Linked DNA regions of Homo sapiens: region 2 is linked to region 1. Evidence: read pairs that join two places in POLR2A ChIA-PET (ENCODE). Cell type or tissue: HCT116. All regions are shown on one strand. Each heading gives the region's core, and the rest is flanking DNA. Links, peaks and the distances in the headings are about the cores only.

Region 1 (15,769 bases), core at 3,095-11,094:
GTTTGAGGTCGGGCATGGTGGGAGGTGATTGGACCATGGAGGCGGTTTCTCTGTTTGAGGTCGGGCATGGTGGGGGGTGATTGGACCCTGGAGGCGGTTTCTCTGTTTGAGGTCGGGCATGGAGGGAGGTGATTGGATCATGGAGGCGGTTTCTCTGTTTGAGGTCGGGCATGGTGGGAGGTGACTGGACCATGGAGGCGGTTTCTCTGTTTGAGGTCGGGCATGGTGGGAGGTGATTGGACCCTGGAGGCGGTTTCTCTGTTTGAGGTCGGGCATGGTGGGGGGTGATTGGACCATGGAGGCGGTTTCTCACGAATGGTTTAGCACCATTCCCGTGGTGCCATTCTCATGATAGTGAGGGAGATCTCATGAGATCTGGTTGTTTAAAAGTACATAGGCCCCAGCCAGGTGCAGCGGCTCATGCCTGTGAGCACTTTGGGAGGCTGAGGCAGGTGGATTTTCTGAGCTCAGGAGTTCGAGACCAGCCTGGGCAACACAGTGAAACCCCATCTCTACTAAAATACAAAAAATCAGCTGGACATGGTGGCGCTCACCTGTAGTCACAGCTACTTGGGAGGCTGAGGCACGAGAGTTGCTTGAACCCGGGAGGTGGAGGGTGCAGTGAGCCAAGATCACACCACCGCACTCCAGCCTGGGTGACAGAGTGAGACTCCATCTCAAAAAAAAAAAAAAAAAAAATGATATAGACTGGGTGCGGTGGCTCACATTTGTAATCCCAGCACTCTGGGAGGCCGAGGTGGGTGGATCACTTGAGGTCTGGAGTTCAAAACCAGCCTGGCCAACATGGTGAAACCCTGTCTCTACTAAAAATACAAAAATTAGCCGAGCATGGTGGCATGTGCTTATAATCTCATCTACTCGGGAGGCTGTGGTGGGAGAATCACTTGAACCTGGCAGGCAGAGGTTGCAGTGAGCCAAGATCATGCCACTATACTCCAGCCAGAGTGACAGAGTGAGACTCCGTCTCAAACAAACAAAAGTATATGGCACCCCCACCCCCACCCCCTCTTCCTTCTGCTTTCACCATGTGAGATACCTCACTTCTCCTTTGCCTTCTGCCATGATTGGAAGCTTCCTGAGGCCTTCCCAGAAGCAGAAGCTGCTGTGCTGCTTGTACAGACTGCAGAACCATGAGCCAATTAAACCTCTTGTCTTTATAAATTACTCAGTCTCAGGTATTTATTTATAGTAATGCAAGAATAGATTAACACATTCCATTTACAATAGCATCAAAAATAATAAAATGCTTAGGAATAAATTTAACAAAAGAAGTGTAAAACTTGTGCACTGAAAACTAGAAAACATTTTTCTTTTTCTTTTTTTTTTTTTTTTTTTGAGATGAAGTCTTGCTTGTCACCCAGGCTGGAGTGCAGTGACATAATCTCGGCTCACTGCAACCTCTGCTTCCTGGGTTCAAGCCATTCTCCTGCCTCAGCCTCCCCAGTAGGTGAGATTACAGGTGCACACCACCATGCCCAGCTAATTTTTGTATTTTTAGTGGAGACGGGGTTTCACCATGTTGGCCAGGCTGTTCTTGAACTCCTGACCTCGTGATCTGCCCGCCTCGGCCTCCCAAAGTGCTGGGATTATAGGCGTGAGCCACCGCGCCCAGCCTAGAAAACATTTTTCAAAGAAACTAAAGAAGACCTAAATAAAAAGAAAGACATTTTGCATGCATGGATTGAAAGACTTAACGTTAATATGTCAGTGTTTCCCAAATTAATCTGTAGATTCCACACAATCCCTGTCAAAAGACTTTTTTGTAGACAAGTGGACCCAGTAGAAATACAACGAACCCAATATAGGCAAAATAATCTTGAAAAAAAGAAAGAATATAGTTGGAAAAAATATTTGTTTTTTTTTTGTTGTTGTTGTTTTTGAGACAGAGTCTTGCTCTGTCGCCCAGGCTGGAGTGCAGTGGCGCAGTCTCGGCTCACTGCAACCTCCACCTCCCAGGTCCACGCCATTCTCCTGCCTCAGCCTCCTGAGTAGCTGGGACTACAGGCACCCGCCACCAAGCCCGGCTAATTTTTTTTTGTATTTTTAGTAGAGGCAGGGTTTCACTGTGTTAGCCAGGATGGTCTCGATCTCCTGACCTCGTGATCCACCTGCCTCGGCCTCCCAAAGTGCTGGGATTACAGGCGTAAGCCACTGCGCCCAGCCAAAAATACATTTATTAGAGTAACATGTAATTTTTAAAAGTAGTTTTAGACAAAACGTAGTTTTAGACAAATCAAGACAATTTTATTTATGGCACATGAAATTTCATAGTCTTGTGCATAACACTTTACAATGAGAACTTTTGTTAACCGGGACACACTATTTTCTATGTTAATTCTTCTGACACATAGATTTATGTTTCCCTCCTAGACTTTCTTGCAAAAATGCCTGTTCGGGATTCCTCAGAGTACAGACAAAAAGGAAGGCTTGATCAGCATGTGGTGGATCTGAAGATTCAAAGAATTGCCGCGGCTCAAAAGTAGACATTTTGGTAAATGTGAAGAGTGAGATTCAATGAAGATGATAAGAAATGAAAGGTGTTACCAAAAGTGAGTATGTGCAGCTATGCTTGTCACACAAAGTAGGCTTTAAGTCAAAAAAGCACAAAAATAGAAAATAAAGGTCATTATAAAATGATAAAGGGATCAATTCAGCAAGAAGGTAGGACAGTTGTCAATGTAAACACACCTGACACAGGAGCCCCAGTTATTAAAGTAAGAGTTATTCGAGCAACAGACAGAGACAGACAATAATAGCTGGGGACTCCAAAACCCACTTTCAGCAACAGACACACCCTCTAGGCAGAAAAGTAACAAAGACCAGACTGACTCCAAGAGAAGTCAAAGGGACCTCACAGGTAATTACAGAACATTTCACCCACCAACTGCAGAACTGCATTCTTCTCATCAGCTCACAAAACGTTCTCCAGGATAGACCACATTTTAGGCCACAAAACAAATCTCAAAAAAGCATTTAAAAAATGAAAATCATAGCAAGTATCTTCTCAGACCAAAATGGCATAAAATTAAAAGCCAATAACAAGAGGAACGTTGGAAACTCTCTAGGTACATGGTATATAAATAATGGTAATGGTCAGTGAAAAAATTAAAAAGGAAAGTAACAAAAACATTTCTTGAAAAAAAAAAAAAAGGAAACAAAACAGAAAAAAATATATATGGTAGGTGTTTTTAACGTAAAAAATGCAGAACAATAAAAAAGTTAAAAGATACAGTAAAACATTTTCTGAACTAAAAATTGATTTGAATATGTTTTCTTTCATTGGTAACAAAATGACTGGCAGGGAAAGGTGTTGTCCCTGATGAGATAACATTTTATTTTTTTTTTTTGAGACAGAGTCTTACTCTGCCACCCAAGCAATTCTCCTACCTCAGCCTCCCGAGTAGCTGGGATTACAGTCATGCGCCGCCACGCCCAGCTAATTTGCTGTATTTTTAGTAGAGATGGGGTTTCACCATGTTGGCCAGGCCGGTCTCAAACTCCTGACCTCAGGTGATCCACCCACCTCGGACTCCCAAAGTGCTGGGATTATAGGTCTGAGCCACCATCACACCCAGCCGATTAGATAGGCTTTTAAAGCCGCAGCGGAAGGAGGAGCAGTGTCTGTAACCGGTGGCCAAACAGTATTAAACTCCTGGGTTGTTTTGGGAGGAGTCACTACAACTACAGCCCAACTACATTTATTATGCCAGATAACACAGTGCTGGGGGGACATACTGGAGTTGACAAGATCCCCTGGGGGCACAAGTGGCAATGGCTGTGCACCAGTGGCTGGATATTTCTGAAAAATGAAATAAAACTAGTGGTCATCCAAGAAGATGTAGAATTAATGTATTGAAAAACATTGATGAACATGGTCCAGGTCAACAGGAAAGCTGCAGGAATAATGTACACGTTCAATGCCCATGCAGCCACTGACATCACTGGCTTCGGGGTTTGGGAACAGGTACAGAATGTGACCAGGCAGCAGACGTGCTCTCTTTTTAAAAGTGCTTTCACAGGCAGGCACAGTGGCTCATGCCTGTGATCCCAGCACTATGGGAGGCCGAGGCAGGCAGATCACCGGAGGTTCTGATTTCGAGACCAGCCTGACCAACATGGTGAAACTCTATCTCTACTAAAAATACAGAAAAGTAGCCAGGCGTGGTGGCACATGCCTATAATCCCAGCTACTCGGGAGGCTGAGGTAGGACAATCACTTGAACCCGGGAGGCGGAGGTTGCGGTGAGCAGAGATCGTGCCATTGCACTCCAGCCTGGGCAACAAGAGCAAAACTCAGTCTCAAATAATAAAATAAAAAGTACTTTCACATATGACAGACATTACCAATAGTAGTGTCAAATAGCAGTTGGTGTCTTTTCATTCTATGTGTGTTTATCATATAAGTCTGATCTTTTTTTAGTGTCTTGAATGGTTTTCTGGAAAGACAGTATTGGCAAGTGACACAGGATGGTATCCCAGTTGTAAGAGGGTTGCATGATTCTTTTATCTTTGATTTGAAAAGCCTGGTCTTGGACCGGGCTCGGTGGCTCAAGCCTATAATCCCAGCACTTTAGGAGCCCCAGGTGGGTGGATCACGAGGTCAAGAGATTGAGACCATCCTGGCCAACATGGTGAAACCCCGTCTCTACTAAAAATACAAAAAAATTAGCCGGGTATGGTGGCGGGCGCCTGTAGTCCCACTGACTTGGGAGGCTGGGGCAGGAGAATCACTTGAACCCGGGGGGCAGAGGTTGCAGTGAGCCGAGATTGCACCACTGCACCCCAGCCTGGTGAGAGAGTGAGACTCCATCTCAAAAAAAAAAGAAAAGAAAAGCCTAGTTTTGGCACTCGAGCATCTCACACCCAGGACATTTTCTAGTACTGCATTCTGTTCAATACAGTAAGTGCTTCACTGCATAAAAAACACTGTGAAGACCAAAAGAAATCTTATATTTTTGTAGCCTTCCTGATATTTACAGTAATACTATTAACTGTTTATTGACAGGAAAAATGAGATATTTGCAATGTGATGTAATTAGGGTTTTTTTTTTTTAGGCCAAGTTTTGCTCTTGTTGCCCAGGCCAGAGTGCAGTGGCAGAATCTCAGCTCACTGCAACCTCTGCCTCCCGGGTTCAAGCGATTCTCCTGCCTCAGCCTCCCTAAGGAGCTGGGACTACAGGCGCCCGCCACCATGCCTGGCTAATTTTTGTATTTTTAGTAGAGACAGGTTTTCGCCATGTTCGGCAGGCTGCTCTCCAACTCCTGACCTCAGATGATGTGCCTATGTTGGCCCCACAAACTGCTGGAATTATAGGCATCAGCCACCGCGCCCAGCTGAAATTAGATGTTTCTTATTGTATGTAAAAAGGAATTGCCTTCCAAAAGAAAGTTCATGTATTATGCTCATTTGCAATATGTAATAACTATGCAAATAATTTTTAAATATAGTCAGTAACAAAGATTGTTCTGTATATGGTAGTGTTTAATACCTTTTTTTTTTTTTTTTTTCCCTGAGATGGAGTCTTACCCGTTGCCCAGGCTGGAGTGCAATAGCATGATCATGGCTCACTGCCATCTCCTCCTCCCAGGTTCAAGCAATTTTTCTGCCTCAGCCTCCCAGGTAGCTGGGACTACAGGCGTGTGTCACCACACCCAGCTAATTTTTTATTTTTAGTAGAGACGGAGTTTCACCATGTTGGCCAGGCTGGTCTTGAACTCCTGACCTCAGGTGATCCTCCTATTTTGGCCTCCCAAAGTGCTGGAATTACAGGCACCCGCCCGGCCAATACATTTTAAAAAATGTTGTATATTGATTTCAGGCCTTTTATTTTCTTAAAAGCAGCAGCTATTTAGCCTAATTCTGAGCAGTGGTTTGTTCTCTGGGCCAGTAGGATTTTATGCATGCTTTTTGTGATCCGTGTTCAAAATCTGCATTGCCAACATTGCAGCTCCAGTGTAAGCTTGTTATTCAAATAAATATTTTATTTTTAAACTTGCTTCTGTACTGTATGGCTGGGTACAATGGCTCATGCCTGTAATCCCAGCATTTTGGGAGGCTGAGGCGGGTGGATCACCTGAGGTCAGGAGTTTGAGACCAGCCTGGCCAACATGGTGAAACTCCGTCTCTACTAAAAGTAGAGTATAAGTAGTGTATAAGCCCCGGGTCCTAGGCTCTGGGTATAAGCCCCACGTTTTTTCTGGGTATAAGACTTGTGTTTCCTAGGCTCTGGGTATAAGCTCCATGTCCTAGGCTCTGAGTACAAGCCCAGTGTCCTAGGCTCAGTGTATAAGACCCGGGTCCTAAACTCTGGATATAAGCCTTGTGTCCTCGGCTCTGGGTATAAGCCTTGTGATTTAGTCTTTGGGTATAAGCTCCATATCCCAGGCTCTGGGTATAAGCTTTGTTTCCTAGGCTCTGGGTATAAGCCCCACGTCCTTGGCTCTGTGTATAAGCCCCAAGTCCTTGGCTCTGTGTATAAGCCCCAAGTCCTAGGCTCTGGGTATAAGCCCCGGGTCCTAGGCTCTGGGTATAAGCTTTGTTTCCTAGGCTCTGGGTATAAGCCCCAAGTCCTAGGCTCTGGGTGTAAGCCCCGGGTCCTAGGCTGTGGGTGTAAGCCCCAAGTCCTAGGCTCTGGGTGTGAGCCCCGGGTCCTAGGCACTGGGTATAAGCCCCAGGTCGTAGGCTCACCCCAGGATCCCCCAGCACAGGTCCAGTGGCTTCCCATTATTAGAGGTGAATGTGATCCTGGGCATCATTTATTTGGGGGAAAATTGGATTCTTTGGGGCTCCAGTTCCTCTCTGCTGCTGGCTCTCCTAGGCTGCCAGTCCCACATCCCACTTCCCCTGTGTAGAAGGGGGAAGGCCACCCCCTCCACACTCCCCCCATGAGGCTGAAAGTGGCCAAATTCTCCCATAGAAAAAGTTTGCTACTGCTTTGAATAAACAGAAATTGATCATCCCAGCCTTAAAGAAAGTTACATTTGTCTCAATGGAGTTTTCTTGGGAAACCTCCCAGAGAACAGTAGGGAGCTGAAACTTACGAGCTAGAGCTCTGGGCCTGATAGTGAGAGGCCTGCCCCTCACCCCTCCCTCAGCCCTCCGGAGTGCCTCAGCTACCTGGTGTCTGTTGACCAACGCCTTTGCCTCCCTGCTCTCTAACTCCTGTTTTTCCACAACTGGTTACATTTCTTCTTGGCCAGGCCTCCAGGACCCCCACCCTCTGCACTGCCCTGGATGCTGACGAAGGCTGTCCTTCCCCCTCCCTAACCAGCTCCTCCCCTCCTCCCACCTTTGGCCATGCAGAGGCCCAGCTACACTGTGCCTCTGCCTCTGAGAAATGGCTGGGGGTGCGCTGCGGGGGAGCCTGAAGCTGGGGTAGGGATGGGGGGTTGGGGAGAGGGCGTTGTTCTCAGAGTCTTCTGGGTCGCAACCCCAGCAACCCCAGCAGTACCAGATCTTGCATCCCCACCTGGTTTCCTTGCCCGCTGTGCAGTGGAAAGGGCGCACCTGTTTGAAAGGAGCGGCTGTGCTTGCAGAGGTGCGCTGACCCAGGATACTGGTGGCCTTTCCAGCACCCGCCTGTCTGGCAGCTACCGCCCCACGCTCCTATCCCTGCCTAGTGGCGCCCCGCTGCTACCGCGTCCTGTTCTGACCTCTGCCAGCCCGCGCCCCGCTCCCCTCCGCGTCCTGCTCCTGCCCGCGTTCTGTACCTGCCCGCGCCCCGCTCCTACGCGTGCGCCGCTCCTATCCGTGCCCCGCTCCTAGCTAAGCCCGGCCCGTGCCCACTCCCACCCGCCGCCTTGCGCTGCCCCTTCCGGCTCCTCGCCAGCAGCCGGCACCCGCCTAGCCCAACAGTGACAGAGCAGGGCGCGCAGCCGCTGAGTGCTCTGGAGTCCCTGCCCCGAGGTGCCACGCCCACGTCGGCCTCACCCGGGCAGGCATGGGGCGGTCGGGCTTAGCGCCGCACCCCGCCGGCCAGAGCCACTGTCTCTCCAGACGCGGCCCCAGCGCCCACTGGGGATGGCAAAGACGACATCCGGTGCGCCGAGGCTGCTCACAAAAGTAAGTCTTGCTGGCTGCAGGCGCCCGCATCGGCCAGTGCAAAGGTGGCCCAGAGTGCCAAGCGGCGGAGCCGAGGCTTTGAGAAGCACCTTTCTGCTTGCGCTGGGCAGCGGGCTGCGTGTGACTGGCCACCTGGCCTCGGCTGGGAGCGCACTGGTGGCGGGCGGCGGGCAGGTCTCTGACAGGAGCAGGCGCCCGCGGGCAGCGGGGCTGGTGCCCAGAACCTAGCGCAGTGGGAGTTCCCAGCGTGGTTGTCCCAAGCGCCAAAGCCGGTGTCCTGAAGCAAACAGGACAGCTCTTTCGGGGCAGGTGTGGGCGAAGGGGCAGGGAGCCCAGGAAGCCACGAGTGGCACGGGTCTGCTGTTTTTGAAGGAGATGGTGCAGTCCTGGTTTCCTTTTTTAAAATTTTATTTTATTATGCTTTAAGTTCTGGGGTACATGTGCAGAATGTGCAGGTTGGTTAACAGGTATACATGGGCCATGGTGGTTTGTTGCACCCATCAACCTGTCATCAACATTAGGTATTTCTCCTAATGCTATCCCTCCCCCCAGCCCCCAACAGGCCCCAGTGTGTGATGTTCCCCTCCCTGTGTCCATGTATTCTCATTGTTCAACTCCCACTTATGAGTGAGAACATGTGGTGTTTGGTTTTCTGTTCCTGTGTTAGTTTGCTGAGAATGATGTTTCCCAGCTTCATCCATGTCCCTGCAAAGGACAGGAACTCATCCTTTTTTATGGCTGCATAGTATTCCATGGTGTATATGTGCCACGTTTTCTTTATCCAGTCTATCATTGATGGACATTTGGGTTGGTTCCAAGTCTTTGCTATTGTGGAACAGTGCCGCAATAAACATATGTGTGCTTGTGTCTTTATAGTAGAATGATTGATAATCCTTTGGGTATATACCCAGTAATGGGATTGCTGGGTCAAATTGCATTTCTATTTCTAGATCCTTGAGGATGTGGAGAAATAGGAACGCTTTTACACTGTTGGTAGGAGTGTAAATTAGTTCAACCATTGTGGAAGACAGTGTGGCGATTCCTGGTTTCCTTTTTGAGCTCTACCTTCCTCATTCCTCCTCCAGCTCTGCCACTTTGGCTGGCAGAGGAGTGCAGAGGCTCTCTTTGGCAAGGTTGCTTTGCTCTCCTGCGTTTTTGCCACCTGGTCTTTAAAAACCTAAAAGCCTGTGGTTTCTGGGGTGGCTCCCTTGGAGGGGCTGCAGTGGGCTGAGACCCAGCCTGCAGCCTGGGAGTTCTGTGCCGCTGTCTGGGAGGGCACCTGAAGATGTGGCTTTGGGGCCATGGGAGGTCAGGGACAACACTTACGGGTGCAAGTTTTGGGGCTGGGTGTCAGGGCCAGGGGTGCTGCTGCACTGAGGATGAGGTGCAGGGTGTGGTGTTGAGTGTCAGGGGCAGAGTTGCTGCAGTGCAGAGGACAGAGGTGGTGCAGGGCAGGGTTCCCGGGCATGAAAAGGCAGGGGTGACAGAGCAGGAGCACCGTCATCTCAGACAAACACTGCCACTTTAAGTTCCAGCTCCCTTTCTAGCCCCATGCATTTCAAGGAAATCACTTCACTTCTAACTACAAGCAGCAGCCAGAAAGAGCAGGCAGTAAAAGATAAGACAGCTTGGGCACAGAGGGAGGTGGGGGGAGGGGGGAAAGTCTCTCAAGTAACTACCAAACTTCACCCTCATACAATGGGCCCCGGTAAACCAGTGGGCCTTAATAATCACTGTCCTTTCCCTTCAGATGCACTAAGATAGGGAAGCTAAAGCAGACTCGGGGGAGGGGGGAGGTATGCCTGCGGCTGAAGCAAGATGTATGGGAACAGACACACAATTCTCCCTTCCAGATAAGCACAACAAAGAGACATAGGAGCAGTGCAAGCCTCTGATAAACTCTCCCACCCTGAATCCTTAAAAACTTTTAGCATGTAGGGGAGTGCGGCTTCTGACTTAACTTGGACAAAAGTCCCTCCCAGGTTTGAAATAAACCTGCTGACTATTGAGCCACCCTCCGTGTTTCTCTCCTCTTTAATTCTTACAACCCCTCCTTCTGAGATGGAGATGTTTCCAGCTGGGGAAACTGAGGCTCAGAGAGAGTCGACTAAGGGAAGGCAAGAAAGGGAGGCAGAGCCCCCTGCAGGCCCTCCTCACCCGAGGAACCGAGAGAAGCCAGGGCCAGGGCCTGCCTTGCAACCCACTCTGCCTCCACCTCCCCTTGTGGGACCTCGGGGTGGCCCCATTTCCCTTGTGCGGGTGAGGAGCTCCTTTTTGCTGCCTGATGTTTTGGATCCTGAGCCCACACCCAGGCAGGGCTGTCTCCTCTCCCTGTAGTTGCTGAGGCCATCAGGCCGCAGGCTTCACCTCTGTTCTCTACTGGGTGATCCTCTGGTCAGGTCCCTGGGTGTGCATGTGGAGGAAGGTGTGCATCCGTGTGCATGTGTGTCCACACATGTGAACACAGGTGTATGCATGTGTGCACGTATGCAAGTGTACAGGGGTGCACCCACATGAGGCTCCCCAGACCTTTTCCCCAGGAGAAGACCATATCTCCCCCTGGTGTCAGGTGTCCACTCAAGCCCTCCAAGGGTGGGGATGGGGAGAAGGGAAAAGTGCCTGGGATGCCAGGCAGGAGTGCAGGCTCAGATGGGCCCTGAGGTGGTCACAGAGCTGAGCCAGGCATCCAGTCTGTGCAGCAGCCAAGATGTGGCCAGAGAGGTTCCTGGGAGGTGGGGGCGGGGGGGTGCTATTCAGGCCCACCCCCTTCTCTCTTCATTCTCCTAGGGGACAGTCACAGGAGCTTGTCTGTTGCCAAAAGTCCCCCTCAGCCCCTCCCTACCTACAATGTCCCTTCCCTGGGCATAGGCCTGAGTGTGAAGACTGTGTAGCTGCTAGCAACAGAAACGGGGCTTGTATGCACCCAAGGGAGACAACTCCAGCTCTGTAAAGCCTGGCGGGGGTGGGTGGCAGGCAGCAGAGGGTCCAGTGGTTTAGGGTACCTCTCGTGGGCTGGCTGCCCACACCACCTACCCCTCAGCAGGCCGGCTCTGGACATAGCGGTTGGCCAAGTCCGAGCCAGCCCGTCTTGGCAACTCCTCCTCCTGCCTGCCAGGGTGACTTCACTTTTTCAGATCTGCAGTGATGTGCAGATCACTGATTCAGCCCTGAGCTCAGCCAGGATGCAGGAGAAAGAGGAGGGGCTGGCCCCGGGGCACCCCAGGCCCAGCTTCCTGGGCCCTCCCACCCCATGGCCCCATGGGCTTCCCTTCCTCCATCTGTCTGTGGCTGGGTGCAGGCCAGACCTCAAGAGGCAGCTGGGGGATATGGAAAGAAAAGGGACTTTCCCCACAGAAGCCCAGAACCCACCTCCTACCTCACCCCAGGACCCCCCTGACAGGTCCATGGCTTCCCCTTGTTAGAGGTGAATGTGATGCTGGGCATCATTTCTTCGGGGGAAAACTGGATTCTCTGGGGCTCCATGCTGGCTCTCCTAGTCCCACACCCCGTGCTTTCCTGTGTAGAGGAGGGAAGGCCCCCCCCCACACTCCCCCAATGAGGTGGAAAGTAGCCAAATTCTCCTGTAGATGTTTACTGCTTCTTTGAATAAATGTAGAAATTGATCCTCCCAGTCTTAAAGAAAGTTACATTTGTCTCACTGGAGTTAGTTTCTCTGGAAACCTCCCAGAGAACAGTAGGGAGTTGAAACTTACCAGCTCGGGGCCTGACATTGACAGGCCTGCCCCTCACCCCTCTGGACTGCCTCAGCCACCTGGTGCCTGTTGACCAACGCGTCTGCCTCCCGCCTCCCTAATTCTTGTTTTTCCAAACCTGGTTACATTTTTCCCAGGCCTGGCCTCCAGGACCCCCACCCTCTGCACTGCCCTGGATGCTGACAAAGGCTCTCCTGCCCCCTTCCCTGCCCATATCTTCCCTTCCTCTGGCCTCTAGCCCCACAGAGGCTGAGCTCCACCGAGCCTCTGCCTCAGGAGAAATGGCTGGGGATGCGCTCTGGTTGGGGGAGCCTGGAGCTGGGGTAGGGATGGGCGGTTGGCGGGGAGGGTGGTGTTCTCAGAGTCCTCGGGTCACAACCCTAGCAGTCTCAGATCTTGCATCCTGCACGGCTTCCCTGCTGTCTTTGTGCAGCAAAAAGGGCAAAGCACAGGGACTGCAGGCAGGTGCACCTGGTGAAAGGAGGGGCTGTGCGTGCAAAGGCGAGCGGACCCAGGTTAGTGGTGGCCTTCCCAGCACCACGCCCTGCTCCCACCTCTGCCGGCCGGCTTTGCTCTTACCCGCGCCCCGCTCCTGTGGCGACCCGCTCCTATCCCTGCCTGGCCCGCTCCCCGCTCCTGCCCCTGCCCCTGCCCCTGCCCCTGCCTGGCCCCCGCCCCGCTCCTGCCCTTGCACAGTCCGCGCTCCTCTCCTACATGCCGCCTGCGTGCTTCCCCTGCCTGCTCCTCTCGCGCACGGCGCTCGCCTGGCGGGCAGAGACCAGAGCAGGGCGTACAGCAGCTCAGATTGCCCAGGAGTCCCTGCCCAGAGGTGCCATGCCCACAGTGTCCCTCGGGTCCACCAAGCCCTGGGCAGGCATGGGGCGACCGGGCTGAGCGCCGCACCCCGCCCCGCAGAGCCGCCGGTCAGAACCACCGTCCTTTCTGCGCGACCCCGGTGCGCAGGGGCGAAGGAGACATCCGGTGCTGCCGCCGCTGCTCGGCAAAGGTGAAAGTCCCGCCGGCTGAGGGTGCCCGCACGGGCCAGCGCGAAGGTGGCCCCGTGCGCACAGCGCCCTGATAAGCGCTTTTCTTCTTGTGATGGGCAGCGGGCTGAGCGTCGCAGGCCACCCGGCCTCAGCTTGGAGAGCATTGGCATGGCAGGTCTGCGGGAGCAGGCGCCGGCCTGGCAGCGGGCTTGGTGCCCAGAACCCAGCCACAGCCGGAGGTCCCAGTGTGGCTGCCCCTCCCGCCAAAGCCGCCTCCCGAAGTAAACAGGACAGCCCTTTCTGAGCAAGCATGAGCAGAGGGCCGGGGAGCCCAGAAGTCGCCACTGTCCTGGGCCTGCTGTTTCTGCAGCAGATGGCCCAGTCCTGAGTTCCCTTCTGCGCTCTACCTCCCTCATTCCTCCTCCAGCTCTGCTGCTGGAGTGGAGCTGTCTCTTAGGCAAGGCTCCTTTGCTCTCCTGCATTTTTGCCACTCTGGTCTTTAAACATCTAAAAGCCTGTCGTTTCTGGGGTGGAGCCCTTGGTGAGGCTGCCGTGGGCCTCAACCCACCGGGCAGCCTGGGAGTTACGTGCTGCTGCGGACAGAGCACCTGAAGATGCGGCCTTCAGGGCCATGGGAGGCTCAGGGCCAACACTTACCGGTGCGGGTTTTGGGACTGGGTGTCAGAGGACAGGGGTGCTGCTGTGCTGAGGACGGGTGGGGCAGGGCGGGTGGCCCGGGCGTCAAAAGGCATGGATGGTGCTGTGCTGAGGATGGGGTTCAGGGTGGCGGGGCTGGGATTCAGGGCAGGGGTGCTGCTGTGCTGACAGCGGGTGCAGGGCCGGGGGCTCGTTTTCAGGGGTCAGGGTGGGGGAATGGGTGTCGGGGCAGGGGTGCTGCTTTGCTGAGAACAGGGTGCAGGGTGGGGGGCTTGGTTTCGTGAGATAGGGGTGCTGCTGTGCTGAGGACGGGGTGAAGGTTGATGGGCTGAGGGTCCACGGACAGGGGTACCGCTGCGCTGAGGACAGGGAGTGCCGCGTGGGGCCTGGGTGCCAGGGTTTGGGGTGCAAATATAGTGAGATCAGGATGCATTGGGGAGAGTGCCGCAGGGACCTCGGGAGCTGTCACATGGCAGGGAGAGGCCGCAGTCAACACCCTGTGTCATGATTTCTTCCCCACCTGTGTGTGGCCAGGCGCAGGGGACTAGACAGTGGCTGCCAAACAGGGAGTGCACCCCGGCGGTGGCTGTAGGGGACCACGACAGTGGGGCCACCTCTCCCTGCGTGTCTGCACTTGGGCCTGCCAGGGCTGTCTGCCATGCTCCATGGGGTGGGGGTCTTCGGCCCCTGGGAGGCTGCCGGTCAGTGTGACTCAGAGAGGTTGCGGTCAGGGGTCCCCTGGGGGCTGTGATGCAGTAACTAACTGCACCCTTTGGGGCTGGGAGGGGTGAGAAGGTTCTAGGCCTCCCAGAGCCCACCTGGCTCCTCCATCAGAAAGGCAGCCAGGCTTGGGGTTGAGGAGGTGATGCTGTGCCCCCTGAGGCAGGCTCCACTTTCCCCAGGGGACCTTGGAGGATAGGCCCTCTCCTGACCCACGCTCAAGGACACTTGGCAGCCCCTGTGGTCCTGCCCTTTCTCCCAGCCTTGGCCTCCCTCCCGGAGCTCTAGGGTGAGGCCCAGGCCTGGGAATGGCTCTGAGATCATCCCTGGGCCTCCGTGGAGCTCTGGTGTCACGGCTGTGTGGTTGTGGGGGCCTCGGGGACTCCTCTCTCCTCTGCCCCTGAGCCTGAAGGCCATGAGGCCTGTGGAGGGATACCTGAGCTGTCCCCTCTGACACCCCGGACAAGGTGGGAGTTGGGCAAGAGCAGGCAGTGAGGTGTCCTTATTCCTGAAGCTGCTTTCTGCTTGGCTCCTGCCCCCTAGAGAGCCCGGGGCAGGGAGACGGTGCAGGCAGGACCTCGAGGGCGGCAGTTCAGCCTCCCCTGGGTCTTGGAGGGACTGGCATTTAGCTCTGAGCAAACATCTCTGTCGGCTTTTGCGTCATGGATGGCTCCACAAATTACAGCAGCCCAGTCACCACCACAGGTCCTCTGTGCACCTGGACGGGTGTGCACCCACCTGGTTCAGGCTTTCCTCCCTGACACTAGTGATACCAGAGGAGCTGGGGCCAGCTCGGGAGATGTCTGCAGCCCTGCAGGCCCAGGTCCTGGGGCACCAGAGCCGCTTCCCAGATTTGGGTGCTGGCAGTGGTGCTTCCGGTCCTGGCCCTGGGCTCCTCTGTGCCCTGAGCTGCTGATGTCTGTGTCCTGCAGAGCCCAGCGTTCCAGGGAAGCACCTGGGGGGCAGTGTGGCCCTGGGCAGGAGGCAGGGGAGGCAGGACAGGGGCCATCCCAGTCGCTTCCAGGTCCCTCCTGTGTCTCCATGACTCTAGAAAATTCTCACCCTTGGGTTCCTAAAAGAGAAAAAATGTAGTTGCCTAGAATTTAAGTCATGACCCTGGGGGATGCTGGGGGAGATGTGCACTCCGGGTGCCAGGACCTGAGGGTGGGGATCTGGGGGTGCAGCGTGAGCCGGGGTGGGCGAGGGTGGGGAGCTGGGGGTGCAGCTTGATGCAGGGTGGGCGAGGGTGGGGAGCTGGGGGTGCAGCCTGAGGCGGGGTGGGCGAGGGTGGGGAGCTGGGGGTGCAGCATGAGCCGGGGTGGGCGAGGGTGGGGAGGGCTTCCTGGGTTTCTTCCTCACACTTTAGTTGCCACTGAAGCTGGCACAGACCTGGCAGACGGAACTGGTCCTGGGTGGGCCAGTGGTTTTGTTCTGGTCTTCTCCCCCTCCCACTCCTCCACCGTGGCCTGTAGGGTGTCTGCTGCACCCTGGGAAGCCCCAGCTCCCTTCCAGCCTGACACTGAGCAGAGGTGGGGCTCTGGGCCCGGCCCTCCTCACCTGGGGAAACGGGGCTCACAGGCGCTTGGTGACGTGGGCACGTTGCTCTTCCG
Region 2 (15,769 bases), core at 4,095-12,094, 1.7 Mb before region 1:
CTGGTGTGGTGGTGCATCCCACTATCCGGGAGGCTGAGGCAAGAGAATCGCTTAAACCTGGGAGGCAGAGGTTGCAGTGAGCCAAGATCGTGCCATTGCACTCCAGCCTGGGCAACAAGAGCGAAACTCTGTCTCAAAAAAAGAAAAAGAAAAAGAAAAATGACTTATGAAACATCAAGCACAATATATGTAGAAAGAGAGTCTCAGAAAGAAAGAAGAGGGGAAACAAAGAACTATTTACAGAAATAATGGCTGAAAACTTACCAAATTTGATATAAAACATTAATCTATAGAATCAATGTTTACTTTTAGTAAAATAAAAATCAAGATATCCACTCCTACACACCTGTGTCAAGCTATGAAAAGACAAAGAGTAAATATTGAAAACAGTAAGACAAAAACTTCTCTTCATGTACAAGAGCACCACGATAAAATTAGCCACTGATTTCTGATCAGAAACAATGGTGAAGCCAGGCACGGTGGCTCACGCTTGTAATCCCAGCACTTTGTGAGGCCAAGGCAGGTGGATTACCTGAGGTCAGGAGTTCGAGACTAGCCTGGCCAACATGATGAAACCCTGTCTCTACTAAAAATACAAAAATTAGCTGGGCATGTTTGTGCGTGCCTGTAATATCAGCTCCTCGGAGGCTAAGGCTGGAGAATCGCTTGAACCTGGGAGGCAGAGGTTGCAGTGGGCTGAGATCACACCACTGCACTCCAGCCTGGGCAACAAACAGAGGGAGACTCCGTCTCAAAAAAAAAAAAGAAGAAGAAGAAGAAAGAAACAATGGTGGGAAGGCAATGGGATGGCATAGTCAAAGAATGAAAGAAAAAAAATTGTCAACTAAAAATGCCGTGTCCGGCAAATCTATCCTTTAAAAATAAAGATATTCCCCAATAAACAAAGACAGAAAATTTGCTGCCAGCACTCCTACCTTATAAGAAATACTAAAATAAAGCTTCTGAACTAAAAGAAAGGCTTGTTTCTTCTATTTGAAAATACTGAATTGATTTGTCACAGATATGTGTGTATATGTGTGTGTGTGTGTATGCTGAATATTCCAAAATTTCTCATGCACTTTAATTGATTTTAGAAGCAAAAATATTGCAAATATATAAAAATATTCTTTGAAGGTTTAATTAGTTCAATTTTTATACTTTTTTAGTCCTATGAATTTTAATAATAAAGAATTGATTTAATTTTTGATTAAGTCTAGCTGAAGATAGTAAAGATTAATTGAAACAAAGTTATAAAAATTTATTCAAAACTCACAATGATAAACAAGTATAAAAATGTAAGCTCTCTGTCTGAGTGGATGCAAGGCAAGAACATACTGTGTGGGGAAGTCCCCACAACCACACAGCCGTGACGCCAGAGCTCCACGGAGGCCCAGGGATGATCTCAGAGCCATTCCCAGGCCTGGGCCTCACCCTAGAGCCAAGGTCCCCTGGGGAAAGTGGAGCCTGCCTCAGGGGGCACAGCATCACCTCCTCAACCCCAAGCCTGGCTGCCTTTCTGATGGAGGAGCCAGGTGGGCTCTGGGAGGCCTAGAACCTTCTCACCCCTCCCAGCCCCAAAGGGTGCAGTTAGTTACTGCATCACAGCCCCCAGGGGACCCCTGACCACAACCTCTCCAAGTCACACCGACCGGCAGCCTCCCAGGGGCCGAAGACCCCCACCCCATGGAGCATGGCAGACAGCCCTGGCAGGCCCAGGTGCAGACACGCAGGGAGAGGTGGCCCCACTGTCGTGGTCCCCTACAGCCACCGCCGGGGTGCACTCCCTGTTTGGCAGCCACTGTCTAGTCCCCTGCGCCTGGCCACACACAGGTGGGGAAGAAATCATGACACAGGGTGTTGACTGCGGCCTCTCCCTGCCATGTGACAGCTCCCGAGGTCCCTGCGGCACTCTCCCCAATGCATCCTGACCTCACTATATTTGCACCCCAAACCCTGGCACCCAGGCCCCACGCGGCACTCCCTGTCCTCAGCGCAGTGGTACCCCTGTACCTGGACCTTCAGCCCGTCAACATTCACCCCGTCCTCAGCACAACAGCACCCCTGTATCATGAAACCAAGCCCCCCACCCTGCACCCTGTCCTCAGCAAAGCAGCACCCCTGCCCCGACACCCATTCCCCCACCCTGACCCCTGAAAACGAGCCCCCGGCCCTGCACCCGCTGTCCTCAGCACAGCAGCACCCCTGCCCTGAATCCCAGCCCCGCCACCCTGAACCCCGCCCTCAGCACAGCACCATCCATGCCTTTTGATGCCCGGGCCACCCGCCCTGCCCCACCTGTCCTCAGCACAGCAGCACCCCTGTCCTCTGACACCCAGTCCCAAAACCCGCACCGGTAAGTGTTGGCCCTGAGCCTCCCATGGCCCTGAAGGCCGTATCTTCAGGTGCTCTGTCCGCAGCAGCACGTAACTCCCAGGCTGCCCGGTGGGTTGAGGCCCACGGCAGCCTCACCAAGGGTTCCACCCCAGAAACGACAGGCTTTTAGATGTTTAAAGACCAGAGTGGCAAAAATGCAGGAGAGCAAAGTAGCCTTGCCTAAGAGACCGCTCCACTCCAGCAGCAGAGCTGGAGGAGGAATGAGGGAGGTAGAGCGCAGAAGGGAACTCAGGACTGGGCCATCTGCTGCAGAAACAGCAGGCCCAGGACAGTGGCGACTTCTGGGCTCCCCGGCCCTCTGCTCATGCTTGCTCAGAAAGGGCTGTCCTGTTTACTTCGGGAGGCGGCTTTGGCGGGAGGGGCAGCCACATTGGGACCTCCGGCTGTGGCTGGGTTCTGGGCACCAAGCCCGCTGCCAGGCCGGCGCCTGCTCCTGCAGACCTGCCATGCCAATGCTCTCCAAGCTGAGGCCGGGTGGCCTGCGACGCTCAGCCCGATGCCCATCACAAGAAAAAAAGCAATTATCAGGGCGCTGTGCGCACGGGGCCACCTTCGCGCTGGCCCGTGAGGGCACCCTCAGCCGGCGGGACTTTCACTTTTGCCGAGCAGCGGCAGCAGCACCGGATGTCTCCTTCGCCCCTGCGCACCGGGGTCGCGCAGAAAGGACGGTGGTTCTGACCGGCGGCTCTGCGGGGCGGGGTGCGGCGCTCAGCCCGGTCGCCCCATGCCTGCCCAGGGCTTGGTGGACCCGAGGGACACTGTGGGCATGGCACCTCTGGGCAGGGACTCCTGGGCAATCTGAGCTGCTGTACGCCCTGCTCTGGTCTCTGCCCGCCAGGCGAGCGCCGTGCGCGAGAGGAGCAGGCAGGGGAAGCACGCAGGCGGCATGTAGGAGAGGAGCGCGGACTGTGCAAGGGCAGGAGCGGGGCGGGGGCCAGGCAGGGGCAGGGGCAGGGGCAGGAGCGGGGAGCGGGCCAGGCAGGGATAGGAGCGGGTCGCCACAGGAGCGGGGCGCGGGTAAGAGCAAAGCCGGCCGGCAGAGGTAGGAGCAGGGCGCAGGCGGGAGCAGGGCGTGGTGCTGGGAAGGCCACCACTAACCTGGGTCCGCTCGCCTTTGCACGCACAGCCCCTCCTTTCACCAGGTGCACCTGCCTGCAGTCCCTGTGCTTTGCCCTTTTTGCTGCACAAAGACAGCAGGGAAGCCGTGCAGGATGCAAGATCTGAGACTGCTGGGGTTGTGACCCGAGGACTCTGAGAACACCACCCTCCCCGCCAACCGCCCATCCCTACCCCAGCTCCAGGCTCCCCCCACCAGAGCGCATCCCCAGCCATTTCTCCTGAGGCAGAGGCTCGGTGGAGCTCAGCCTCTGTGGGGCTAGAGGCCAGAGGAAGGGAAGATATGGGCAGGGAAGGGGGCAGGAGAGCGTTTGTCAGCATCCAGGGCAGTGCAGAGGGTGGGGGTCCTGGAGGCCAGGCCTGGGAAAAATGTAACCAGGTTTGGAAAAACAAGAATTAGGGAGGCGGGAGGCAGAGGCGTTGGTCAACAGGCACCAGGTGGCTGAGGCAGTCCAGAGGGGTGAGGGGCAGGCCTGTCAATGTCAGGCCCCGAGCTGGTAAGTTTCAACTCCCTACTGTTCTCTGGGAGGTTTCCGGAGAAACCAACTCCAGTGAGACAAATGTAACTTTCTTTAAGACTGGGAGGATCAATTTCTACATTTATTCAAAGAAGCAGTAAACATCTACAGGAGAATTTGGCTACTTTCCACCTCATTGGGGGAGTGGGGGGGGCCCTTCCCTCCTCTACACAGGAAAGCACGGGGTGTGGGACTAGGAGAGCCAGCATGGAGCCCCAGAGAATCCAGTTTTCCCCCGAAGAAATGATGCCCAGCATCACATTCACCTCTAAAAAGGGGAAGCCATGGACCTGTCAGGGGGGTCCTGGGGTGAGGTAGGAGGTGGGTTCTGGGCTTCTGTGGGGAAAGTCCCTGTTCTTTCCATATCCCCCAGCTGCCTCTTGAGGTCTGGCCTGCACCCAGCCACAGACAGATGGAGGAAGGGAAGCCCATGGGGCCATGGGGTGGGAGGGCCCAGGAAGCTGGGCCTGGGGTGCCCCGGGGCCAGCCCCTCCTCTTTCTCCTGCATCCTGGCTGAGCTCAGGGCTGAATCAGTGATCTGCACATCACTGCAGATCTGAAAAAGTGAAGTCACCCTGGCAGGCAGGAGGAGGAGTTGCAAAGACGGGCTGGCTCGGACTTGGCCAACCGCTATGTCCAGAGCCGGCCTGCTGAGGGGTAGGTGGTGTGGGCAGCCAGCCCACGAGAGGTACCCTAAACCACTGGACCCTCTGCTGCCTGCCACCCACCCCCGCCAGGCTTTACAGAGCTGGAGTTGTCTCCCTTGGGTGCATACAAGCCCCGTTTCTGTTGCTAGCAGCTACACAGTCTTCACACTCAGGCCTATGCCCAGGGAAGGGACATTGTAGGTAGGGAGGGGCTGAGGGGGACTTTTGGCAACAGACAAGCTCCTGTGACTGTCCCCTAGGAGAATGAAGAGAGAAGGGGGTGGGCCTGAATAGCACCCCCCCGCCCCCACCTCCCAGGAACCTCTCTGGCCACATCTTGGCTGCTGCACAGACTGGATGCCTGGCTCAGCTCTGTGACCACCTCAGGGCCCATCTGAGCCTGCACTCCTGCCTGGCATCCCAGGCACTTTTCCCTTCTCCCCATCCCCACCCTTGGAGGGCTTGAGTGGACACCTGACACCAGGGGGAGATATGGTCTTCTCCTGGGGAAAAGGTCTGGGGAGCCTCATGTGGGTGCACCCCTGTACACTTGCATACGTGCACACATGCATACACCTGTGTTCACATGTGTGGACACACATGCACACGGATGCACACCTTCCTCCACATGCACACCCAGGGACCTGACCAGAGGATCACCCAGTAGAGAACAGAGGTGAAGCCTGCGGCCTGATGGCCTCAGCAACTATAGGGAGAGGAGACAGCCCTGCCTGGGTGTGGGCTCAGGATCCAAAACATCAGGCAGCAAAAAGGAGCTCCTCGCCCGCACAAGGGAAATGGGGCCACCCCGAGGTCCCACAAGGAGAGGTGGAGGCAGAGTGGGTTGCAAGGCAGGCCAGGCCCTGGCCCTGGCTTCTCTCAGTTCCTCGGGTGAGGAGGGCCTGCAGGGGGCTCTGCCTCCCTTTCTTGCCTTCCCTTAGTCGACTCTCTCTGAGCCTCAGTTTCCCCAGCTGGAAACATCTCCATCTCAGAAGGAGGGGTTGTAAGAATTAAAGAGGAGAGAAACACGAAGGGTGGCTCAACAGTCAGCAGGTTTATTTCAAACCTGGGAGGGACTTCTGTCCAAGTCAAGTCAGAAGCCGCACTCCCCTACATGCTAAAAGTTTTTAAGGATTCAGGGTGGGAGAGTTTATCAGAGGCTTGCACTGCTCCTATGTCTCTTTGTTGTGCTTATCTGGGAGGGAGAATTGTGTGTCTGTTCCCATACATCTTGCTTCAGCCGCAGGCATACCTCCCCTCCCCCGAGTCTGCTTTAGCTTCCCTATCTTAGCGCATCTGAAGGGAAAGGACTGTGATTATTAAGGCCCACTGGTTTACTGGGGCCCATTGTATGAGGGTGAAGTTTGGTAGTTACTTGAGAGACTTTCCCCCCTCCCCCCACCTCCCTCTGTGCCCAAGCTGTCTTATCTTTTACTGCCTGCTCTTTCTGGCTGCTGCTTGTAGTTAGAAGTTAAGTGATATCCTTGAAATGCATGGGGCTAGAAAGGGAGCTGGAACTTAAAGTGGCGGTGTTTGTCTGAGATGACGGTGCTCCTGCTCTGTCACCCCTGCCTTTTCATGCCCAGGAACCCTGCCCTGCACCACCTCTGTCCTCTGCACTGCAGCAACTCTGCCCCTGACACTCAACACCACACCCTGCACCTCATCCTCAGTGCAGCAGCACCCCTGGCCCCGACACCCAGACCCAAAACTTGCACCCATAAGTGTTGTCCCTGACCTCCCATGGCCCCAAAGCCACATCTTCAGGTGCCCTCCCAGACAGTGGCACAGAACTCCCAGGCTGCAGGCTGGGTCTCAGCCCACTGCAGCCCCTCCAAGGGAGCCACCCCAGAAACCACAGGCTTTTAGGTTTTTAAAGACCAGGTGGCAAAAACGCAGGAGAGCAAAGCAACCTTGCCAAAGAGAGCCTCTGCACTCCTCTGCCAGCCAAAGCGGCAGAGCTGGAGGAGGAATGAGGAAGGTAGAGCTCAAAAAGGAAACCAGGAATCGCCACACTGTCTTCCACAATGGTTGAACTAATTTACACTCCTACCAACAGTGTAAAAGCGTTCCTATTTCTCCACATCCTCAAGGATCTAGAAATAGAAATACAATTTGACCCAGCAATCCCATTACTGGGTATATACCCAAAGGATTATCAATCATTCTACTATAAAGACACAAGCACACATATGTTTATTGCGGCACTGTTCCACAATAGCAAAGACTTGGAACCAACCCAAATGTCCATCAATGATAGACTGGATAAAGAAAACGTGGCACATATACACTATGCAGCCATAAAAAAGGATGAGTTCCTGTCCTTTGCAGGGACATGGATGAAGCTGGGAAACATCATTCTCAGCAAACTAACACAGGAACAGAAAACCAAACACCACATGTTCTCACTCATAAGTGGGAGTTGAACAATGAGAATACATGGACACAGGGAGGGGAACATCACACACTGGGGCCTGTCGGGGGCTGGGGGGAGGGATAGCATTAGGAGAAATACCTAATGTTGATGACGGGTTGATGGGTGCAACAAACCACCGTGGCCCATGTATACCTGTTAACCAACCTGCACTTTCTGCACATGTACCCCAGAACTTAAAGCATAATAAAATAAAATTTTAAAAAAGGAAACCAGGACTGCACCGTCTCCTTCAAAAACAGCAGACCCGTGCCACTCGTGGCTTCCTGGGCTCCCCGCCCCTTCGCCCACACCTGCCCCGAAAGAGCTGCCCTGTTTGCTTCAGGACACCGGCTTTGGTGCTTGGGACAACCACGCTGGGAACTCCCACTGCGCTAGGTTCTGGGCACCAGCCCCGCTGCTCGCGGGCGCCTGCTCCTGTCAGAGACCTGCCCGCCGCCCGCCACCAGTGCGCTCCCAGCCGAGGCCAGGTGGCCAGTCACACGCAGCCCGCTGCCCAGCGCAAGCAGAAAGGTGCTTCTCAAAGCTCGGCTCCGCCGCTTGGCACTCTGGGCCACCTTTGCACTGGCCGATGCGGGCGCCTGCAGCCAGCAAGACTTACTTTTGTGAGCAGCCTCGGCGCACCGGATGTCGTCTTTGCCATCCCCAGTGGGCGCTGGGGCCGCGTCTGGAGAGACGGTGGCTCTGGCCGGCGGGGTGCGGCGCTAAGCCCGACCGCCCCATGCCTGCCCGGGTGAGGCCGACGTGGGCGTGGCACCTCGGGGCAGGGACTCCAGAGCACTCAGCGGCTGCGCGCCCTGCTCTGTCACTGTTGGGCCAGGCGGGTGCCGGCTGCTGGGGAGGAGCCGGAAGGGGCAGCGCAAGGCGGCGGGTGGGAGTGGGCACGGGCCGGGCTTAGCTAGGAGCGGGGCACGGATAGGAGTGGCGCACGCGTAGGAGCGGGGCGCGGGCAGGTACAGAACGCGGGCAGCAGGACGCGGAGGGGAGCGGGGCGCGGGCTGGCAGAGGTCAGAACAGGACGCGGTAGCAGCGGGGCTCCACTAAGCAGGGATAGGAGCGTGGGGCGGTAGCTGCCAGACAGGCGGGTGCTGGAAAGGCCACCAGTATCCTGGGTCAGCGCACCTCTGCAAGCACAGCCGCTCCTTTCAAACAGGTGCGCCCTTTCCACTGCACAGCGGGCAAGGAAACCAGGTGGGGATGCAAGATCTGGTACTGCTGGGGTTGCTGGGGTTGCGACCCAGAGGACTCTGAGAACAACACCCTCTCCCCAACCCCCCATCCCTACCCCAGCTCCAGGCTCCCCAGCAGCGCACCCCCGCAGCGCACCCCCAGCCATTTCTCAGAGGCAGAGGCACAGTGTAGCTGGGCCTCTGCATGGCCAAAGGTGGGAGGAGGGGAGGAGCTGGTTAGGGAGAGGGAAGGAGAGCCTTCGTCAGCATCCAGGGCAGTGCAGAGGGTGGGGGTCCTGGAGGCCTGGCCAAGAAGAAATGTAACCAGTTGTGGAAAAACAGGAGTTAGAGAGCAGGGAGGCAAAGGCGTTGGTCAACAGACACCAGGTGGCTGAGGCACTCCGGAGGGCTGAGGGGCAGGCCTCTCACTATCAGGCCCAGAGCTCTAGCTCGTAAGTTTCAGCTCCCTACTGTTCTCTGGGAGGTTTCCCAAGAAAACTCCACTGAGACAAATGTAACTTTCTTTAAGGCTGGGATGATCAATTTCTATGTTTATTCAAAGCCGCAGCAAACTTTTTCTATGGGAGAATTTGGCCACTTTCAGCCTCATGGGGGGGAGTGTGGAGGGGGTGGCCTTCCCCCTTCTACACAGGGGAAGTGGGATGTGGGACTGGCAGCCTAGGAGAGCCAGCAGCAGAGAGGAACTGGAGCCCCAAAGAATCCAATTTTCCCCCAAATAAATGATGCCCAGGATCACATTCACCTCTAATAACGGGAAGCCACTGGACCTGTGCTGGGGGGTCCTGGGGTGAGCCTACGACCCGGGGCTTATACCCAGCGCCTAGGACCCGGGGCTTACACCCAGAGCCTAGGACCCGGGGCTTACACCCACAGCCTAGGACCCGGGGCTTACACCCAGAGCCTAGGACCCGGGGCTTACACCCAGAGCCTAGGACCCGGGGCTTACACCCAGAGCCTAGGACCCGGGGCTTACACCCAGAGCCTAGGACCCGGGGCTTACACCCAGAGCCTAGGACTTGGGGCTTATACCCAGAGCCTAGGACCCGGGGCTTATACCCAGAGCCTAGGACCCGGGGCTTATACCCAGAGCCTAGGATTTGGGGCTTATACCCAGAGCCTAGGACTTGGGGCTTATACACAGAGCCAAGGACGTGGGGCTTATACCCAGAGCCTAGGAAACAAAGCTTATACCCAGAGCCTAGGATATGGAGCTTATACCCAAAGACTAAAACACAAGGCTTATACCCAGAGCCGAGGACACAAGGCTTATATCCAGAGTTTAGGACCCGGGTCTTATACACGGAGCCTAGGACATTGGGCTTGTACTCAGAGCCTAGGACATGTAGCTTATATCCAGAGCCTAGGAAACACAAGTCTTATACCCAGAAAAAACGTGAGGCTTATACCCAGAGCCTAGGACCCAGGGCTTATACACTACTTATATTCTACTTTTAGTAGAGACGGAGTTTCACCATGTTGGCCAGGCTGGTCTTGAACTCCTGACCTCACATGATCCACCCGCCTCGGCCTCCCAAATGCTGGGATTACAGGCATGAGCCACTGTGCCTGGCCTAGAACTGCAAAATTTAATTCAAGAAAATATAGGTCCTATGAAAGATTTAAGTTTTATAAAGCTAAAATCTAGTGTTTTCTGGTAAATTGCACTTTAGCCAAAACTCTCCCAATGCTTCTAAAATAATACTAAAAGGGGCATCTGGTAATACAGGAGCAATTTTTTTTTTTTTTTTTTTTTTTGAGATGGAGTCTCACTCTGTCGCCCAGGCTGGAGTGCAGTGGCATGATCTCAGCTCACTGCAACCTCTGCCACCCGGGTTTAAGTGATTCTTCTGCCTCAGCCTCCTGAGTAGCTGGGATTACAGGTGCCCACCACCATGGCCAACTAATCTTTGTATTTTTAGTAGAGACGAGGTTTCACCATGCTGGCCAGGCTGGTCTCAAACTCCTGACCTCAGGTGATCCACCAGCCTCAGCCTCCCAAAATGCTGGGATTACAGGCATGAGCCACTGTACCCAGCCATACAGTACAGAAGCAAGTTTAAAAATTAAATATTTATTTGAATAACAAGCTTACATTGGAGCTGCAATGTTGGCAATGCAGATTTTGAACACGGATCACAAAAAGCATGCATAAAATCCTACTGGCCCAGAGAACAAACCACTGCTCAGAATTAGGCTAAATAGCTGCTGCTTTTAAGAAAATAAAAGGCCTGAAATCAATATACAACATTTTTTAAAATGTATTGGCTGGGCGGGTGCCTGTAATTCCAGCACTTTGGGAGGCCAAGATAGGAGGATCACCTGAGGTCAGGAGTTCAAGACCAGCCTGGCCAACATGGTGAAACTCCGTCTCTACTAAAAATAAAAAATTAGCTGGGTGTGGTGACACATGCCTGTAGTCCCAGCTCAGCAATTAAAGGCTAACGTGAAAGCCAGAGGCCCTTCTGTTGGCGTTTAAAGAGGCTCTCATCTGCACCAGGAGGACGGAGAAAGCAGAAACCAGGCTCAGGATCCACAGAAGATGCAACTCCAACCAAGGCAGGTCTACTGTGCCAAGGCCAGGGCCCTGGTTAGAAGAGAGCGCAACCCTGTGGCCTGACACAGTGGCTCACGCTTGTAATCTCAGCACTTTGGGAGGCCGAGGTGGGTGGATCACGAGGTCAAGAGTTAGAAACCAGCCTGGCCAACGTGGTGAATCCCTGTATCTACTAAAAATATGAAAAACCAGCCTGGCCAACATGGTGAATCCCTGTCTCTATTAAAAATATGAAAATTAGCCAAGTGTGGTGGCATGCACCTGTAATCCCAGCTACTCAGGAGGCTGAGGCAGGAGAATCACTTGAATCCGGGAGGCGGAGGTTCCAGTGAGCTGAGATCGCACCACTGTACTCCAGCCTGGGTGACATAGCGACACTCTGTCCCCCTACCCCTTGCCAAAAAAAAAAAAAAAAGGAGAGAGAGAGAGAGAGAGTACAACTCTGACACACAGGCTGGGAACATTTAGGTTGAGGTCTCTACAAACGATGGACTCTCTATATCCCCACTGAGCCCTCTGAGCTGGCAGGAATGCCGCCCCTGCCGCTAAGGGCTGGCACTCCCTCCCTCCTTGCCTGGACACTGTGCAGAGGCCTCTCCCCAGCCAGACAACACGTCCCCGGCTCAGGCTCTGCCTTGTCTGTCCTCCTGGTCATTAGGCCAATGACTAGGATGAAGTCACAACAGCAACCAGCTGTGGGCATGTTGAGCCTGGTGAGGAAAGATGGGGCTATACCCCAAAGGAGCTGTAGGACCTACCCAGCACAGGTCTGCAGGAACATGGGACTGGAATCCAAGGGTGTCTGGTCAAGGAGGTCAGAAGGTAAGGTTAGATAAGGGAGTATTTATCAACTTGGGAGAACTCTCCCAGGATACAGGATTTAATACTCTCACCAGTGTCCCAGGAGATGGTGCAAACTCACTGCAGATGATTCCTAGAAACATGGGAAAAAGCAGCGGCCAGCATGAAGTGAGAACTGCTGGAGCAGACGGTAGGCCCTTGGCACTTAGGCTCAGAGAGGTGGGCCCACCAGAGGAGGTGTGCCATGTAAGGCTGGAACTCCCAGAGGCCTGTGCTGCACACAGGACCCAGATGATAACCCACTTACCAAGGCTGTTAGGAATGGATCACTTAGAAATTCAGTGATGGCTCCTCTCTGGGGACCAGGGCTGGCAGGAGGAATTGCCACTGTACAACCAGGCTTACTCACAGAAATGATCCCAAGGACCTTGGAAAACTAGAAGCCATCTACCTTAGTGCTGCTGTAACAAAATGCCATAGGCTGGGTGGCTTATAAAGAAATTCATTTCTAACAGTTCTGGAGGCCGGGAAGTCCAAGATCAAAGTAGATTTGGTGTCTGCTGAAGGCCCACTTTCTGGCTCATAGATGGTGCCTTCTCACTGTGTCCTCAGAGTGTAGAACAGGCAGGGCAGCATGCTGGGACATCTTTTCATTAGGGCACTAGTCCCATTCATGAGGCTCCACCTTCATGACCCAATCGCCTTCCAAAGGCCCCACCTCCTGATACCCTCACATTGGTGGTCAGGTTTCAACGTATGAATTTTGGGGAGACACCAACATTCAGACCATGGCACCATCAGAAGGCAGGAAGATGTCATTGTGGTGAGTGGTAGGGTAGAGAGGAGGCCAGGGGAGCCTGACCTACAGAGACCTGTGGAGTGAATAGAACTTGGCACCCCTAGGGGCCACATAGATATGGAGCCAACAAGGATACTACTGTATCTGCATAATCAAAAACAGCACGGATGGATGGCTGGGAAGCTAAGGACAGTCACCTTAATTTAAAAAAAAGTAAAAATCCCTTCCCCAATGTCCATCCCTGAGCAAGTTCTTGGACGTGGAAACTTGATTGACAGAAAGCCTATGTCCCCAGGAGGAAGAACCCCATGACTGCACACAGCGAGGATTCCTCCATTTCTTCCCAACGTTACTCAGGTAACTGTGTACTGGGGAAGGGGAAACCCAGAGCATTAGCATGGCCCCTCCTAAGGGAGCCAGGTGATAAATGGAGTTCTAGCTTAGGTCCAGCTCACCCACAGTCCAAGGTCCCACCCTCAGTGGTCTCCAAATGTATAACTGTAATTGACATACTTAGTAATTGACACAAGCCCTTTATCCTGTGAGGTAAGAGCTATCATAGTGGGGAAATCCAAGTGGAAGCCTCTGAAACTCCCCCTTCTGGCCAAGATAGCAAATAAAAAGCAGTATTACATCCCAGGGGATGGCAAAGATGAGTGCTGTTCTTAAAGATCTAAAAGATGCATGGATGATCATTCCTATTATAGTCCCATTTAATTCACCAGTCTGTTCCCCATGGAAACTACCAGAAGTGCAACAACTAGTAGCCCCATTGCAGCTTCCTTGCTAGGTGTGGTATTGCTGCTAGAGAAGATTAATATGAATTCAGGGAGCCAGGCGAAATGGCTCATGCCTACAGTCCCAGCATTTGGGAGGCTGAGGTTGGTGGATCATTTGAAGTCAGGAGTTTGAGACCAGCTTGGTCAACATGATAAACCCCATCTCTATTAAAAATAACAAAAACTGGCCAGGCATGGTGGCTCACGCCTGTAATCCCAGCTACTCAGGAGGCTGAGGCAGGAGAATCACTTCACCTGGGAGGCAAAGGTTGTGTGAGCCAAGATCACGCCCCACTGCACTCCAGCCTGGGTGACAGAGTGAGATTCCATCTCAAAAAAAATTGAATTCAGGTACATGTTATGAAGCCATTAATCTGGTGAATATGCTCATTTCCATCTCAATCAAGAAAGAGAATCAGAAAGAGTTCACATTCACATGGAAGGGACAACAGTATACATTCACAACTTTCATCAGAGCTCTGTCATGACCATCCAAAAAGATCTGGATCATCGGACATCCTGCAGAACATCACACTGATCCAGTACACTGATGTCATCATGCTGATCAGGCAGATAGACAAGCGGTACCTAGCATGCTGGAAGCCAAAGGGTGAGAGAGAAAACTACTGAAGATCGAGAGGCCACCACATTAGTAAAATTTCTAGGAATTCAATGGTCTGGTGAATACTGGGACATACCTACAAAGCAAAGATAAATTATTTAATCTTTTACCTCCCACCATGAAGAAGAAATCCTAACACCTGATAGGTAGATCTGGAGGCAACATATTTCATAGCTAGGAATACTGCTCCAACCCCATATGCCAATGCCATGAAAGGCTGCCAAGGCCCAGAGCAAGAAAGGATTCTGCAAAAGTGTCAGGCTGCTGGAGCCATCAACCCCATCCCTTGAGCCATACAGTACTCAGCAGACCCTATGGTGTCAGCCATGTGAGTGATAGGAAGAGATGCCAGTGAAGAATGCAAGCTCCAGTGGGAGAATCCCTTAGGATCTGGAGACTCCCTAAAATTTGGGAGTGAATTACAATTAGCAGCAAAGGATTATTCACCTTCTGAAAACAGGTCCTGGTGTGCCTGTGCTACTAGCCCTCATGTGACACACAACACCCAGACATGAGACACCGAGTGATCAGGCAGCTGGAACTGCCTGTCATGAGCTGGGTCTGCCAGACCCAATCAATCAATCTAACATGGTGGGGACATCCCGGGTCAAACATGAGCACGCCTTGAGGACACCAGCAAGCTACACGGCAGGTAGCCCAGACCCCACATCATCCCCACTGAGGCACCAGCAGCCTCAGCTCATTCGAATGGCCACATGGGGGACTCCCATGTCACCAGCTGAAGAGGATAAAACTGAGATTGGTTTGGCTTGGCATGTGGCAGATGACTACATTGGACCCTCTCCTGAAAGATCAGGAATAGAGACCAGTTCCAGATAGAGATTTGCCTTTCCTGCCCATGGATTCTCTGCTCAAGGGTCTATGAAGTGTTTGATTCACTGGCACAGGATGCCACATAACATCACTTCTGACTCAACAGCCCATCTTATAGCAATAACCCTGCAGGGGCGGGAGTGGGCTGGCCCATGACCAGGGATCCACTGTTAATACTGCACACCACATGACCCCAAAGCTGCTGGCCCGATGAAGACAGAGCTGCAATGCCAGTTCAGAAACAAGCCTTCACAAGGTTTCAGTACCATCCTCCAAGATGCAGTATCACTTCAAATCAAATACTATATATGGCACTGCATCCCCACTGGGCAGAATACACGGGTCTAGGAACCTAGGGGTAGAAGCTTAAGTGGCCCAGTGGCCCACTTAAAGAATTTGTGCTTTCTGTCCCTCAACTCTGGGTTCCGTAAGTTTAGAGGTCCTTGTTCCCAAAGAGAAAATACTTCTGCAAGGTGGCACAGCCAGAGTCCCTCAAAGTCGAAGCACAGTCGCCTCCTTGGCACTCTGGGTTTCTTGTCCTTGCATCAAGGGGCCAGCGGTAAGAAGAGGAGTCGCATCCTGGCATCCAGAAGCGGTTGCATATGGGGTCTGGGAGGAATATGTTTGACATCCAGGCGATGCCCTTGGGTGCTTCTTGGTACTCCCTTGCCCAATTTTGATGTTAAGTTGACAAGTGTAGCAACCCTGGCCTGAAAATAGCATGGTGACCAGGGTCTCAGTTCCCTCAGGTAATCAGGAGACCAACAGAGATGTCGTCTGAGAGTGAGGTGGTCTATAATGGGTAGTGGAGTGGGCAGGTGAGGATGTCAGTTGCAGCCCTGAGACCCCAAAACTTCAGAGGTAGGGGTTGGAGTTCATCCCAGTAATTTTCCTCTTCAAGTTGCCTCCTAGAAGAGCTTCTCGCAGAACTTACATGAAGTGGATCCAAGAGGTGACTGTGAAGGACTCTGTAAGGTGCCACCCAGGTCCCTCTGCAGGAATAAAGGACTTATTACCCCAGCTGCTGGGAGTACTGCCTGCAGAAAGTTGACAGCCCTCATGCTCCATTCCCAGGGAGGCC

Evidence for each region. ChIA-PET counts read pairs that join two places held together with the same protein. Peaks named below come from ENCODE experiments on the same cell type or tissue, not always from the same donor. Only the 100,000 strongest peaks of a DNase experiment are listed, where the experiment ranks them.
Region 2: POLR2A ChIA-PET joins it to region 1 with 5 read pairs; 1 of 35 experiments calls an interaction of 5 or more read pairs at or near these places.

What each region holds. Positions count from the first base shown.
Region 1 is chr5:176,191,550-176,207,318 of GRCh38, reverse strand. It overlaps the pseudogene CEP192P1. Among named protein-coding and RNA genes, the nearest start is that of SIMC1, 39 kb to the left of the region's middle. RefSeq lists enhancers at 9,438-9,939, 12,071-12,761. In HCT116, for the core only: no CTCF peak of the experiment used is centred there; DNase peaks (open chromatin) are centred at 7,838 and 8,208; H3K4me3 peaks cover 1,235 bases.
Region 2 is chr5:177,931,708-177,947,476 of GRCh38, reverse strand. LOC124901146 (a long non-coding RNA gene) reads left to right here and starts at 8,007. Exons shown (of 3, transcript XR_007059075.1): 1 at 8,007-8,062; 2 at 12,749-12,810. It overlaps LOC100128340 (a long non-coding RNA gene), which reads right to left and starts at 7,950. Exons shown (of 4, transcript NR_149047.1): 1 at 7,711-7,950. RefSeq lists an enhancer at 7,329-7,929. In HCT116, for the core only: no CTCF peak of the experiment used is centred there; a DNase peak (open chromatin) is centred at 7,936; H3K4me3 peaks cover 1,575 bases.